Regions from separate parts of the Homo sapiens genome. Here region 2 is linked to region 1. The links are chromatin contacts, found by Hi-C or POLR2A ChIA-PET in ENCODE. All regions are on one chromosome and are shown on one strand. Each heading gives the region's core, a stretch centred on a gene start or an enhancer-like site at or near the end of the contact. The rest is flanking DNA. Distances are from core to core; before and after follow the strand shown.

The links. Hi-C counts contacts between places; a loop is a spot of excess contacts on that map. ChIA-PET counts read pairs that join two places held with the same protein, here RNA polymerase II (POLR2A). Pooled maps may share reads with other maps.
Region 2: a pooled map shows a loop between it and region 1 (2.4-fold over the local background). The contact joins the enhancer-like site here to the promoter of FCSK in region 1. A Hi-C loop is called at or near these places in 2 of 50 pooled maps. POLR2A ChIA-PET finds 5 or more read pairs at or near these places in 3 of 52 experiments (Caco-2, WTC11 and activated CD4-positive, alpha-beta T cell).

Annotation. Positions count from the first base shown.
Region 1 is chr16:70,450,660-70,457,328 of GRCh38, forward strand. It overlaps FCSK (fucose kinase), which reads left to right and starts at 3,936. Exons shown (of 24, transcript NM_145059.3): 1 at 3,936-3,971. LOC124903708 (a long non-coding RNA gene) reads right to left here and starts at 3,877. Exons shown (of 2, transcript XR_007065104.1): 1 at 3,659-3,877; 2 at 2,378-2,808.
Region 2 is chr16:70,572,258-70,578,926 of GRCh38, forward strand. It overlaps SF3B3 (splicing factor 3b subunit 3), which reads left to right. Exons shown (of 26, transcript NM_012426.5): 26 at 1-5,411. Among named protein-coding and RNA genes, the nearest start is that of SNORD111, 38 kb to the left of the region's middle. RefSeq lists an enhancer at 3,415-3,484. Within about 2 kb of position 4,339, at least 9 of the 41 ENCODE cell types and tissues checked have a DNase peak (open chromatin) inside an H3K27ac peak, as active enhancers do.

The DNA of each region.
Region 1 (6,669 bases), core at 2,686-5,185:
TATTTACAATCCCTGAGCTGGACATAAAGGTTCTCCACGTCTCCACCAGACTCAGGAGCCCAGCTGGCTTCACTCAGTGGATCCCGCATTGGGGCTGCATGGTGGAGCTGCTTGCCAGTCCTGCGCCCTGCGCCCGCACTCCTCAGCCCTTGGGTGGTCGATGGGACTGGGCGCCGTGGAGCAGGGAGCGGCGCTCGTCGGGGAGGCTCTGGCGGCACAGGAGCCCACGGCGTGGCTGGGGAGGCTCAGGCATGGCGGGCTGCAGGTCCGGAGCCCTGCCCCGCGGGGAGGCAGTTAAAGCCGGGCGAGAAATCGAGCGCAGCGCCAGTGGGCCGGCACTGCTGGGGGACCCAGCACACCCTCTGCAGCCGCTGGTCGGGGTGTTAAGCCCCTCATTGCCCGGGGCTGGTAGGGTCGGCCGGCTACTCCGAGTGCGGACCCGCCAAGCCCACACCCACCCGGAACTCGTACTGGCCCGCAAGCACCGCGCACAGCCCCGGTTCCCACCCACGCCTCTCCCTCCACACCTCCCTGCAAGCTGAGGGAGCCGGCTCCGGCCTTGGCCAGCCCAAAAAGGGGCTCCCGCAGTGCAGCGGTGGGCTGAAGGGCTCCTCAAGTGCCGCCAAAGCGGGAGCCCAGGCAGAGGAGGCGCGGAGAGCGAACGAGGGCTGTGAGGACTACCAGCACGCTGTCACCTCTCACTACCATGTCCTCAGCACTGTTCTAAGGCCTGAGGATACAATGGTGAACAAACCAAACATCCTGCTTTAATGGAGCAGGATGGGAATAATGACGATAATCATAATGGTTAATACTTTTTGAGTATTTACTATGGAGTCAAGCATTTATCCTACCCTCACAACAATCTCAGATATTTGATACTATTATTAACTTACTTTATAGATGGTTACACAGAGTTAGAGCAGGGTCCATCTCCATTGTGACTGACCTCAGTGCCTCTCAGCCTCATTATTTTGTAAATTTATTTTTTTTTAAATTTTATTTGTTTTTTGAGACAGAATCTCGCTCTGTCACCCAGGCTGGAGTGCAGTGGCACGATCTCAGCTCAGTGCAATTTCCGCCTCCTGGCTTCAAATGACTCTCCTGACTCAGCTTGCCGAATAACTGAATTACAGGCTCCTGCCACCACGCCTGGCTAATTTTTGTATTTAAAAAATTGGCCATTGGCGGCCGGGCACTGTGGCTCATGCGTGTAATCCCAGCACTTTGGGAGGCCGAGGTGGGTGCATCATGAGGTCAGGAGATCAAGACCATCCTGGCTAACACGGTGAAACCCCCGTCTCCACTAAAAGTACAAAAAACTAGCTGGGCGTGGTGGCGGGTGCCTGTAGTCCCAGCTACTCAGGAGGCTGAGGCAGGAGAATGTCATGAACCTGGGAGGCAGAGCTTGCAGTGAGCCGAAATGGTGCTACTGCACTCCAGCCTGGGAGACAGAGTGAGACTCCATCTCAAAAAAAAAAAAAAAAAAAAAATTGGCCACTGACTGGGCACGGTGGCTCACGCTTGTACTCCCAACGCTTTGGGAGGCCGAGGTGGGTGGATCACCTGAGGTCAGGAGTTGGAGACCAGCCTGAACATGGTGAAACCCCGTCTCTACTAAAAATACAAAAATTAGCTGGGCGTGGTGGCACATGCTTGTAATCCCAGCTACTCAGGAGGCTGAGGCAAGAGAATCACTTGAACCTGGGAGGCGGAGGTTGCAGTGAGCCGAGATCACACCACTGTACTCCAGCCTGGGCAACAGAGTGAGACTCTGTCTCACAACAACAATAACAAAAAAATTGGCCAGGCTCATCTTGAATTCCTGACCCCGAGTTTTCTGCCTGCCTTGGCCTCCCAGAGTGCTGGGATTACAGGCATGAGCCACTTCGTCCGGCCCTAATTTATATATATTTTAGAGACGGGGTCTTGCTATGTTGCCCAGGCTGGTCTCAAACTCCCAAGCTCAAGCCATCCTCCCACCTTGGCCTCCCAAAGTGTTGGGATTACAGGCGTGAGCACCTGTGCCCAGCTTTAGGCTCCTTATTAACAACAGATTTGGAAAGTACATTCTTGTAAGAAAAATTCAAACAATACAGATAAAGCTCAAGTTCTCCCCGCTTGTCCCCATGCTTAGCAGTCTCTCCCTAGCATGCGTTCGCTTCCAGCCCTGTTCCTGTGTATCCACACACTATCTGTCCATAAACATTATTTTTTATTTGAGGGGCTTCCCATACATATTGCTCTACAACTTGCTGCTTTTCCCTTAACATGATGTCCTGAACATCACTCCCTACTGAACATATAGAGCATCTGTCTTGCATGGATGTGCCTAGTTTAGTTTTCCAGTTGTAAACCAAAAAGCACCAGATACTGGTCTCAATCAATTTACAAGTTTATTTTGCCAAAGTTAAGAATGTGTGCACCTGGGAGACAGGTCTGTACCTTTCTCCAAAGATGATTTTGAGGGCTTCAATATTTAAAGGGGAAAGGTCAGATATTGGGGAAAGAGGAATTTTTTTTTTTTTTTTAGACAGGGCCTCACTGTGTTGCCCAGGCTGGAGTGCAGTGGTGCAATCTCAGCTCACTGCAACCTCTGCCTCCCGGGTTCAAGCGATTCTCCTTCCTCAGCCTCCCAAGCTGCTGGGACTACAGGTGCGCGCCACCACGCTCAGCTAATTTTTGTATTTTTAGTAGACGGGGTTTCACCATATTGGCCAGGCTGGTCTTCAACTCCCGACCTCATGATCCACCCGCCTCGGCCTCACCAAAGGGCTGGGACTACAGGTGCGAGCCACCGTGCCTGGCCTGAAAGAGGAAATTTTTAAAAGGCATGGGTAGGTAAGAGGCAAATGGCTGCATTCTTCTGAGTCTTTGATAAGCCTTTCACATGTTAGAGGGGGATAGAGGACTAGTCACTTATGCATTCATCTAGCTCAGTGAATATGCATTTTTACATAAGAAAAAATAAACATAGGGCAGAGGAAGCAATGAGATATGCATTTGTCTCAGGTGAGCTGAGAGATGACTTTCAGTGCTGTCAAAGCCCAGCACCTGTGAAGATAAGCTATAAATTTACATTGTCACTGAAATTCCACACAACTGTTTTAGGGTACAGATTTGGGGGCACACAAGGAATTTCCTAGTGGGCAAGTTGTGAGGGCCAGGCCATATCTAGCTTTTTTATCTTTGTAGTTATCTTGTTTAAGAATAAAATGGGAGGTAGGTTTCCCTGATGCAGTTCTCAGCTTGACTTTTCCCTTTGACTTAGTGACTTTGGGGTCCTGAGATTTATTTTCCTTTCACATAGTAACCTAGAGAGAGACACTCAGAGTATTTCCAATTGTCATCTATGACAATCAATGCTGCCATTCACAACTTTCCCAAAAGGTCCGCAGATCCCCTCCCCATTACGGAGTTGGAAAGTTTCTTCCCAAAGGATCCACGTGATGAAACCAGCGCAAACCTTTCCAACTGCAAATCGAATGGCAGCTGCTTCCGCTTGGGCAAAGCGTGATTTTTTTTTTTCCTCCATCAGTGGATTTTTCTCCAGAGGAAAGCGGAAGCTCCTGGTGCCGTCCAGAAGGTGTTAAAAAAAAAAAAAAAAAAAAACCCAAACGAGAAAACAAACAAAAAAGCTACACATTAACCTATTAACCTGGATCCCGGAGTCCCAGAAAACGGGCCTCTGTCTTTAAGGCGCTTCGGTCCTCTGGGAGTTGTAGTTTCGTGGGTCCTGGAGCGGCCCCCTTCCCATCTCCCTTCTGGATTGCAGCCCCGCTGCCCTTCAGGAAAGCGCTGCCCCGGCCACCCACGCTGGCCTATGCGGTGGCTCCGACCGTGTTTTTTGCCGGACGGGGGCTCGGCCTTGGGGGGGCGCGGAGGTGAAACTACACTTCCCGGAGTGCACCGCGAGGGTCGCGCAGCCTCGCGTTAAAGAGCCCGCTCCGCCGAGCGCCGGGCGACGGCAGGTACGTCAGTCCGCGAGGGTCGCCGCAGCGCCCCTTGCGCCCCTTGCGCCCCTTGCGCCCCCTCAGCTTTCCGGTGCACCCTCCCTGACTGGGAGCACCGAGTCGACCCGCGGGCCGCCCGGGTCCTGACAGGGAAGAGTCCCCGGGAGCTCTGCGGTGCCCCGGGAGCCCACAGGTGTTTCTACGCTCCCGCGTCCATTTGGCCTGGGTCTTCCAAGGGGAGCCCCGCGACCCGGCTGGTGCGGCCGGACCTGCTGGCAGCTGGGACCGGGAGGGATGCGGGCCTCAGAGGATCCTCACCCTGAGGCAGGTGGGGCCCTGGATGCCGGCGCTGCTCTGATTTTACTTTGAGGCCGCTTCTCCTCTCTCAGTTTACCCGGCCAGGGCTCAGTATTATGCACAAATCTCAATGATGTGCTCTTGGGTAATTTACAAAACGATTTTACTCCCAAGTAACTTCTTTCGGTCTGTTATTTAGAAGGCAGCAAGTCAGAGTCCTCCGTGAGCCTTTTTTTCCTCTTTAAAGTTCTAAAATGTGCAGTCCCTGACCCACCTGTCTTCAAAAGGTTCATATGAAGAGTTCTTAGTACTTTATTCTATCTCTGGCTCCCCAACCCTATCCCAGTCTTGGACAGCGTGGGGCTGAGGACACTAAAAAATATTTCAACTTGATCTCAGCAGATGAGGCTGTATTGAAAGTGGGTAGAGGCTGGGCGCCAAGGCTCATGCCTGTAATCCCAGCTACTTGGGAGGCTGAGGCGAGGGAATCGCTTGAACTCAGGAGATGGAGGTTGCAGTGAGCCAAGATCACGCCACTGCACTCCACCCTGGGCGACAGAGCGAGACTACGTCTCAAAAACAAAACAAAACAAACCAACAACAACAACAACAAAAGAACCTTAGGGCCTTAGGGCACACTTTCTCAGGACCTCTTGAGATTGTGTAACTCCAGCAAACTATTAATTAAAAAAAAAAAAAAGGCCGGGCGAGGTGGCTCACGCCTGTAATCCCAGCACTGTGGGAGGCGGAAGCAGGTAGATCACCTATGGTCAGGAGTTTGAGACCAGCGTGGCCAACATGGCAAAACCCCCTCTCTACTAATAATACAAAAATTAGCTGGGCGTGGTGGTGCACGTCTGTAATCCCAGCTACTTGGGAGGCTGAGGCAGGAGAATCACTTTAACCTGGGAGGCGGAGATTGCAGTGAGCCGAGATCGCGCCATTGCACTCCAGCCTGACGACAGAGGGAGACTGTCTCAAAAAAAAAAAAAGCCAGGCATGGTGGCTTACACCTGTAATCCCAACACTTAGGAAGGCCAAGGCGGGAGGATTACTTGAGTCCGGGAGTTGTAGGTCAGCCTGGGCAACAAAGGGAGGCCCCATCTCAACAAAAAATAAAAAACTAGCAGGACTCATGCATAGTCCCAGCTACTTGGGAGGCTGGGATGGGAGGATCGCTGGAGCCCGGGAGTTTGAGGCTGCAGTGAGCTGTGATCACATCACTGCGTTCCGCCCTCTGGTGACAGAGCCGGACCCTGTTTCTCAAAAACAAAACAAAACAAAACAAAAGCCTAGCCTGCCTGTGCTATTAAAGCAATGGCAAAAGCCAAAATTACTTTTGCACCAACCTAATAGCTATGTTTCTGCTTTTTAAACTACAGTTTTCTTGTCTAGAGCTTCAGTGAGATAAGAACCAATTCTTAGGACTGTTGGGTGGGTCATATGAAGTGACACTGATGTGCCTTTGCCATAGTGCCTGAAAAAGCACTCCATATGTATTAGCTACTTGTATCATTTTACCTTTTTTGTTAATCTCTCAGGGGATGTCCCTCAGCCTTGCTTGATTCCCGAGGCCTTCCCTGATTTTTTTCTTCTTCAGGACAGTCTTTAACTCAGAGAATGTTTGAGAGCTTCCAGTCCTTCCTCCTTCAGGGACAGGTTAAACTCTCCTGCTTCCTTGCCTGGCTGGAAGGATTATCATTCATTGAGCCACTGGTGTGTGCCACATACTTTACATTGTATTTCATGCTGAAAACAGTCCTGGGAGGTTGATGTCTTTGGCCTTAAATTTCAGATTAGGAAACTGAGGCTTAGAGAGGTTAAGTAACTGCTGGGCATGGTGGCTCACGCCTGTAATCCCAGCACTTTGGGAGGCCGAGGCAGGCGGATCCCAAGGTCAGGAGTTTGAGACCAGCCTGGCCAGCATGGTGAAACCCCGTCTCTACTAAAAATACAAAAAATTATCCAGGCATGGTGGTGCGCGCCTGTAGTCCCAGTTACTCGGGAGGCTGAGGCAGGAGAATGGCTTGAACCTGGGAGGCGGAGGTTGCAGTGAGCCAAGATTGCGCCACTGCACTCCAGCCTGGGTGACAGAGCGAGACTCCATCTTAAAAAAAAAAATAGATTAAGTAACTTGCTCAGGATCCTACAGGAAGCAGGAAGAGGTAGAGATGGGGACAGAGCCTTTTGGGACTGATACGCAACCCAGGACTGTTCCTCTGCCCCTGTCATTAGTAAGGGATACTCTCCCCACTCTGGCCATGACCTGTCACCTGCCCATGTCTCTCTATCACTATGCTGAGATGAAGACTGGGCTCAGAACTTCTGGGCCATTGGACTCTCTGGGGCATTTCTTTTTTTTCTTGAGACAGAGTCGCTCTGTTGCCCAGGCTAGAGTGCAGTGGCGTGATCTTGGCTC
Region 2 (6,669 bases), core at 3,089-5,588, 120 kb after region 1:
CTAGAATCTAACCAGAAATAGAAACCTAGTTTTTAAGGTGACTGGCATCCATGTGTCTTGTTCTGGAGATGAGGATGTAGGTGGGAGGTTTGAACCCAAGTTAGAGCAGGAAGAACTGAGTAGACTCCTTCCTTCCAGATACCGACTTGGACTTGCGGCACTCTGTGGCTCCCCACCCCCAGGTCTGTGGTGGTTTCTTTGTTTTTTCCTGGTTCTTTTTGCTGTGCTGATGAAACATGACCTCAATAACCATGTGTATACCCACCCCTCTTCCCACTGGGTATTGAGGAAGGGTGGCTGATTCTTCCTCCTCTTCTACTCTGAGGATGTTAGTATGGGGATTTTAGCATGAATTCTAGCTGGGGAGTCTTAACAGATGCCCCTTTTACTGATACAGCACCTAAAGCGATCTTTGGCTCCATAGGACCATAGGAAGGGTCAGTACAGAAGAACCTAGATACTGCCCTGCCCCTGAGAACTGTGTATATGTGGGGCCTGTCTGCAGCACCCATCTCAGGTGGGTTCCAGAGGGCCTTTAGGGTATAATGAGAGCCTGTTAGGTGGAAGAGGCCCAGTTCCAGAAATGTTCCAGCCCACCCCTGAGAATTCCTCCTGTTTAGTTGTGTGGGAAGCCCTCGTCTTCCAGGCTGTCCTTGCGCCTTGAACCTGGAGAAGTGAGCTCACTGTTCTCAATACTTCACAAATGTAAAACTTTCTTTCGTCTGCATGTGCTCAGCCATCTAAATTGAGCAAATGATCTGGTGAGCACTGGGTTAGAATCAGGAATGGTGGAATACAATCTGAACCTCTCAGAGCCCAGAACAGAGGGTTCCTGACACTGTGACACTGTCTCCTGGAACTAAGTATCTCTTGAATCATGACTTGGTTTTAGATCAGTCAAGAGAGACCCAGGTTTTGCCAGGAATCGAATCCCTAAATAACATGTTTTTTTCTCACTTAGCTCATGAATTTGCATAGTAGACAGTAGTTCTGAATTAGATTTTGAAAACCTAATTTCAGGGCTCATTTTTTCCTGTGGCCCTAAATCCATTCTATCAAATTGTGTGATACTGACATGCAGTCATCTGAGGAACTCAGCGTAGATACTTGAGCAGCTCCTCGCCTCTTTTCTAACTCAAGTTTGACTAAAATACATACACTCCGTACAGAAGGTAGGGGGTTATGTAAGAAAGGAAAACCTAATCTATGGAATCAGGAGTTGTCACCACCGAGCTTCCTCTGGAAGTCTGCCCATCAGCTTGCTTGTTCTCTGTTAAGAGGAAGGGCTAGGACAAGGATTTGGGCTTGAATATGTGGAAAGGAATTTTCATAGTTGTTGCTGCAGGACCTACAAAAGTTTAAAATTAGATTGGATGTGACTCAATGACAAGTCCCATCTGTGTAATTGTTAAGGGGACCTGATTGACTCCTGTGGTTTGATTGAGCAACCAGGTAAATAGAGACCTCTCTCCAGCTTTGGCAAAACCCATCAGAGGCTGCTGCAGAACTCAGACAGAGGGATCTGCCCTTGGGTTTGCTTCCATCCTGTTCCATTGCTAAGCCCTTGTGACTTGGATCCTAGGACTGAAAAGTTTTTAGCTGCCTCAGCTTTCCCCTGACCTTACTGGCAGAGGTTCTGCAGATGTTTCCTTTGGAAGATCTCTTGCCAAGAATAGCATTCCTTTGGAGGAGGGGGGTTCTAGTTGGAATGTTGCTTTTCTTGGTTAGTGTAAATGTATTGCTAGTGAGACAGCTGCCGGCGCTGGAAAAGGCTCGTCTCACAGGGAGAGTGCTGGTCCCCAGAATGTGTGCTGTTCCCACGCTGCTGCCTTTCTTGAGCTTGTTAGAGGAAAGCCAGAAAGGCATTCAGATGGGATCAGTCTGGCTTTCAAATTTTTTTTAATTCCTAAGTTCTGTTTTATTTTTTAATTTTTTAAAAAAAATTTTATTAGAGACAGTCTCTCTCTCTTGCCTAGCTGGGAGTGCAGTGGAGTGATCATAGCTCACTGAGGCTTGAACTCCTGGGCTCGAGCAATCCACCTCAGCCTCCAGAGTAGGGGAGACTACAGATGTGTGCCACCATACTCAGCTAATTTTTAAACTTTTGTAGAGACAGGGTCTCCCTGTGTTGCCCAGGCTGGCCTCGAACTCCTGACCTCAAAAAATCTTCCTGCCTTGGCCTCCCAAAGCACTGGGATTATAGGTGTGAGCCATTGCGCCTGGTCATAAATTCTTGTTTTTTTGTTTGTTTGTTTATTAGAGATGGAATCTCTCTCTCTTGACCAGGCTAGAGGGCTGTGGTGCGATCTCAGCCCACTGCAACCTCTATCTCCTGAGCTCAAGCGATCCTCCTTAGCTTCCCAAATAGCTGGAACTACAGGCATGTGCCATCACGTCCAGCTAATTTTTGTATTTTTAGTAGAGAAGGTTTTACCATGTTGGACAGGGTGGTCTCGAACTCCTGGCCTAAAGTGGTCCACCTAGCTCAGCCTACCAAAGTGCTGTGATTACAGGCGTGAGCCACCATGCCCAGCCTCTAAATTCTGTTTTCTATTCAAAGTAAAAATGACATGTGTTTGAGTCATCCACTTGCTCATTTGCATATGGAATATTGTATGTGAATATTTTATTACACCCTTAAAATTAATTTTCAAGGGCTATATGTAGAGCTCAGAAGAAACATCTCTGCTGCTGAAATCAAACCTGGTCCAAAAAACGTCACAACGGAGGAAAGGAATAGATGGCTCTCGAGGACAAGATAGGGACTCTTAAAACACCTGCTTGGCCATGGTTGATTGACATTTGAGTGATCTGGTAGCCCAACACACCCTGTGAAGTTCAGGTGAACTGAAATGGGCAGGTGTAGGCTACACACCAGTCTGAACCAGCACAACCAAGAGTTGTTTCTCTTTTTTTTCTTTTTCTTTTTCTTTTTTTTCTTTTTTTTTTTTTTTTTTTTGAGATGAAGTCTTACTCTGTTGCCCAGGCTAGAGTACAGAGGCACAATCTCGGCTCACCACAGCCTCCGCCTCCTGGGTTCAAGCAATTCTCCTGCCTCAGCCTCCCAAGTAGCTGGGACTACAGGCATGCACCACCATGCCTGGCTAATTTTTGTATTTTTAGTAGAGATGGGGTTTCACCATGTTGGCCAGGCTGGTTTCGAACTCGTGACCTCAGGTGATCCACCCACCTTGGTCTCCCAAAGCGCTGGGATTACAGGCGTGAGCCACTGCACTTGGCCAGGAGCTGTTTAAGCCATCAGGAGACATGCTGACCCACTAGAAGAGGCTGCTACGCTCATTTCTTCCACAAACGTTTACTGGGCACCTACCATGAACCACCACCTCCCAGCTCTGTTCTGCACCCAGAGGTTGGAGGAGAGTTTATAACCAGGCAGTCTCTGTCGCTGTGAGGTTGGTGGTGAGGTGAGTCTGCCAGAGGGCCTGCCACCAGTTTCAGAAGAGCCTGCAGCCTGCATCTGATTTCCTCAGCCACAACCTTGGGACTTCAGGAAAAATCAGAAGGTCCCAAGTCTGAAAAATGAAGAGGTGGGGAGTGGGCAGCAGGGGTTTTAGGTCAGGAAATGGTAGGAAACCTGTAGTTGTGGCTCATAATCCTAGTGGGATATTAGAACCCTCTTCATTTGTCAGAACAGATTCCTGGGGTCTGCTCCCAATTATTCACACGGTGGTTCATGCCTGGTAATCCCAGCACTTTGGGCGGCCAGAGGCAGGCAGATTGCTTGAGCCCAGAAGTTTAAGACCAGCCTAGGAAACAGACCCCATCTCTACAAAAAATTCAAAAAGCCGGGCGTGAAGCCCTGTTTTTTTTTTTTTAAAAAAAGAGTCTGCTGGTGATGTCTGGGCATGTGTCTGCTTCACAGTCCAGTGTTATGATCAGTAGCTGTGATGGACAATGAACATTGCTGCTTGTTCAAAATGAAGAAAAAAAATATCAAAGAAAACCAGGTTTGGAAGTTTCAGATTTGGAAAAGGAGCTGGGCCAGCCCATCTGGAATAGCTGAGGGGCCCTGTTAGCCCCACCCTACCCCACCCCACCCCCGTATGCAGCATCTCTGGCGGTGCCCAGAGGCAAGCCCCCTTCAGTTTCCCACCTCTCACTCTGCCTTCCAGAGCCTAGTCAAGTTTTAAATTCCCAGGTCCACTCAGCAGAACTTGCTCCCTTCTCTGACTGCAGTCTCATAATGAAAGGAGAGGTGCTTTCAGTTGGGTCATTTGGTAGCGTTTAGGCTTAGAAGTTACTAATTTGGAGCCGTGAGTATATGTGTATAAGCTAGTAACACGTGATGGTCAAGGGAAGTACTACCATTTCCTGTGGGTTATTAGGGCCTCCAGCTGTTATGAGGACACACTGGGGAATCTCAGCTTTAGGGAGTCGATGATGTAACTGGAGAAAGGCAATGCTGCCCTCATAAAGCAATCAGAAACGAGATTCCACCTGCCAAATGCCAAGAGGCAGCAAAGTCCATGAAGAGAGCACTGTATACAGTCAGATGACCTGGGCTCACTAGCCTCTAAGCATAGTCTTGGTTTCCTGCCTGTAAATTGGTAGAATAAGACTGATTTACTGGGCCTGGCATGGTGGCTCACACCTGTAATCCCAGCACTTTGAGAGGCTGAGGCAGGAGGATCCCTTGAGCCCAGGAGTTTGAGACCAGCCTGGGCAACATGACAAAACCCCATCTCTCCAAAAATACAAAAATTAGCCAGGCATGGTGGTGCACACTTGTAGTCCCAGTAATTAGGGGGCTGAGACAGGAGGATCACTTCAGCCTATGAGTTTGAGGCTGCAGTGAGCTGTGATTGCGCCACTACACTCCAGCCTGGATGACAGGACGAAACCTGTCTCAAAAACACCAAAAAACAAAAACCGGTCTCCTGGGGTCATGGTAGCACAAACGCACATGACTGAGTGCTCAGGGGTTCTGAGGCTTGTCCGCTGACCTGGGGCTCTGGCCCTGGGAGATCTGGGGGACCTGCTGTCCTATATGTGATGCTTTGAAAGAAAGGGGCATCATTCCAAGCCAAGAGGCCCCAGAGAGGGCACCGTGCGGTGTTCAGGCTTCTGTGAGGCCCCAGTGAGATCCTGTGGCTGTGCCCCCATCACCTCCACCCACTCTGCCCTCCCACTAGCTGCCCAACGGATGAATCAACGCCTTGGCAGAGTTTTCCAGCAGGGCCTTGCAGAGAGTGTGTGTGACCTGTGTGGCCACTGCCTTGGGGACGGGTGAGGAGTTAGCCTGGAACATTCCAGCGTGGGCATTATTGTCCTGTTGCAAGTTCAGGGCAAAACCAGGAATCCAGTTTTGTCGATCCAATTGAGAAAACATTTCATGAACAACTACTTGTGGCATGCATTGGCACTCGGAATAAAGCGCACTATTGTCACTAGGTTGGCATTTCTTTTTCTTCTTTTTTTTGTTTTTTTATTTTTGAGACCGAGTCTCACTCTGTCGCTCAGGGTGGAGTGCAGTGATCTTGGTTCACTGCAACCTCTGCCTGCTGGGTTCAAGCAATTCTCCTGCCTCAGCCTCCCGAGTAGCTGGGATTACAGGCGCCTGCCACCACGCCCGGCTAATTTTTGTATTTTTAGTAGAGATGGGGTTTCACCATGTTGGCCAGGCTGGTCTCGAACTCCTGATCTCAGGTGATCCGCCTGCCTTGGCCTCCCAAAGTGCTGGGATTACAGGCGTGAGCCACCGCATCCAGCAAGGTCAGCACTCCAGACTAGGTTGGCTGTGGAAGACTGGGTGTTAATAAGGGGTTCCTAAATCCAGGATTCTGTGCTCACATTCAGTGAAACACTACAGACTCCCCTCTTGGATAGTTTGAGGCTTTGAACACAGCCGTTCTCCTATCCTCCCCCACTGGCCCATCCCTAATGAATCCAAATGCAGTCTAGTAAAATCAGGAAGCCTGCTATGAAAACTTGACAGAGATATTGAAGATGCCCCTGCAGTTGCCCACTCTGACCCAGGTGAAGGGAGAATGGCTGTACCTTTGGTGATGGTGCTGAGGGAAAGGACCTCAACTCCCGTAAGTGCTGGGTCTGAGGCCACGTGTTACACCAGGACAGGTCCTGTGTCCCTCAGGAAAACCTGGCTTTGGGGTCAGACCTCAGTAACCAGCTGGGGAATCTTAGGTAAGATTCTCTCTCTCTCTCTCTCAATCTCTCTTTTTTTTTTTTTTTTTCTAAGAAAAGAGACAGGGTCTTGCTCTGTCATCCAGGCTGGAGTGCAGTGGCTTGGTCATAGCTTAGTGCAGCCTCGACCTCCAGGGCTCAAGTGATCCTCCTGCCTCAGCCTCCCGAGTAGTTATAACTACAGGCATGAGCTACCATGATGCCTGGCTAATTTTTAATTATTTATTTATTTGCAGAGATGGGGGTCTTTCTATGTTGCGCAGGCTGGTCTCTAACTCCTGGGCTCAAGCCCCAGAAAAGGGGTGAGGAATCTTACCCAAGGCCAGGCACAGTGGCTCAAGCCTGAAATCCCAGCACTTTGGGAGGCTAAGGCAGGAGGATTCCTTGAGGCCAGCAGTTTGAGACCGGCCTGGGCAACATAGGGAGACGTCTGTATCTACAAAAAAATAAATAAATAAATAAATAAATAATTAGCTGGGTGTAGTGGTCCCAGCTACTTGGGAGGCT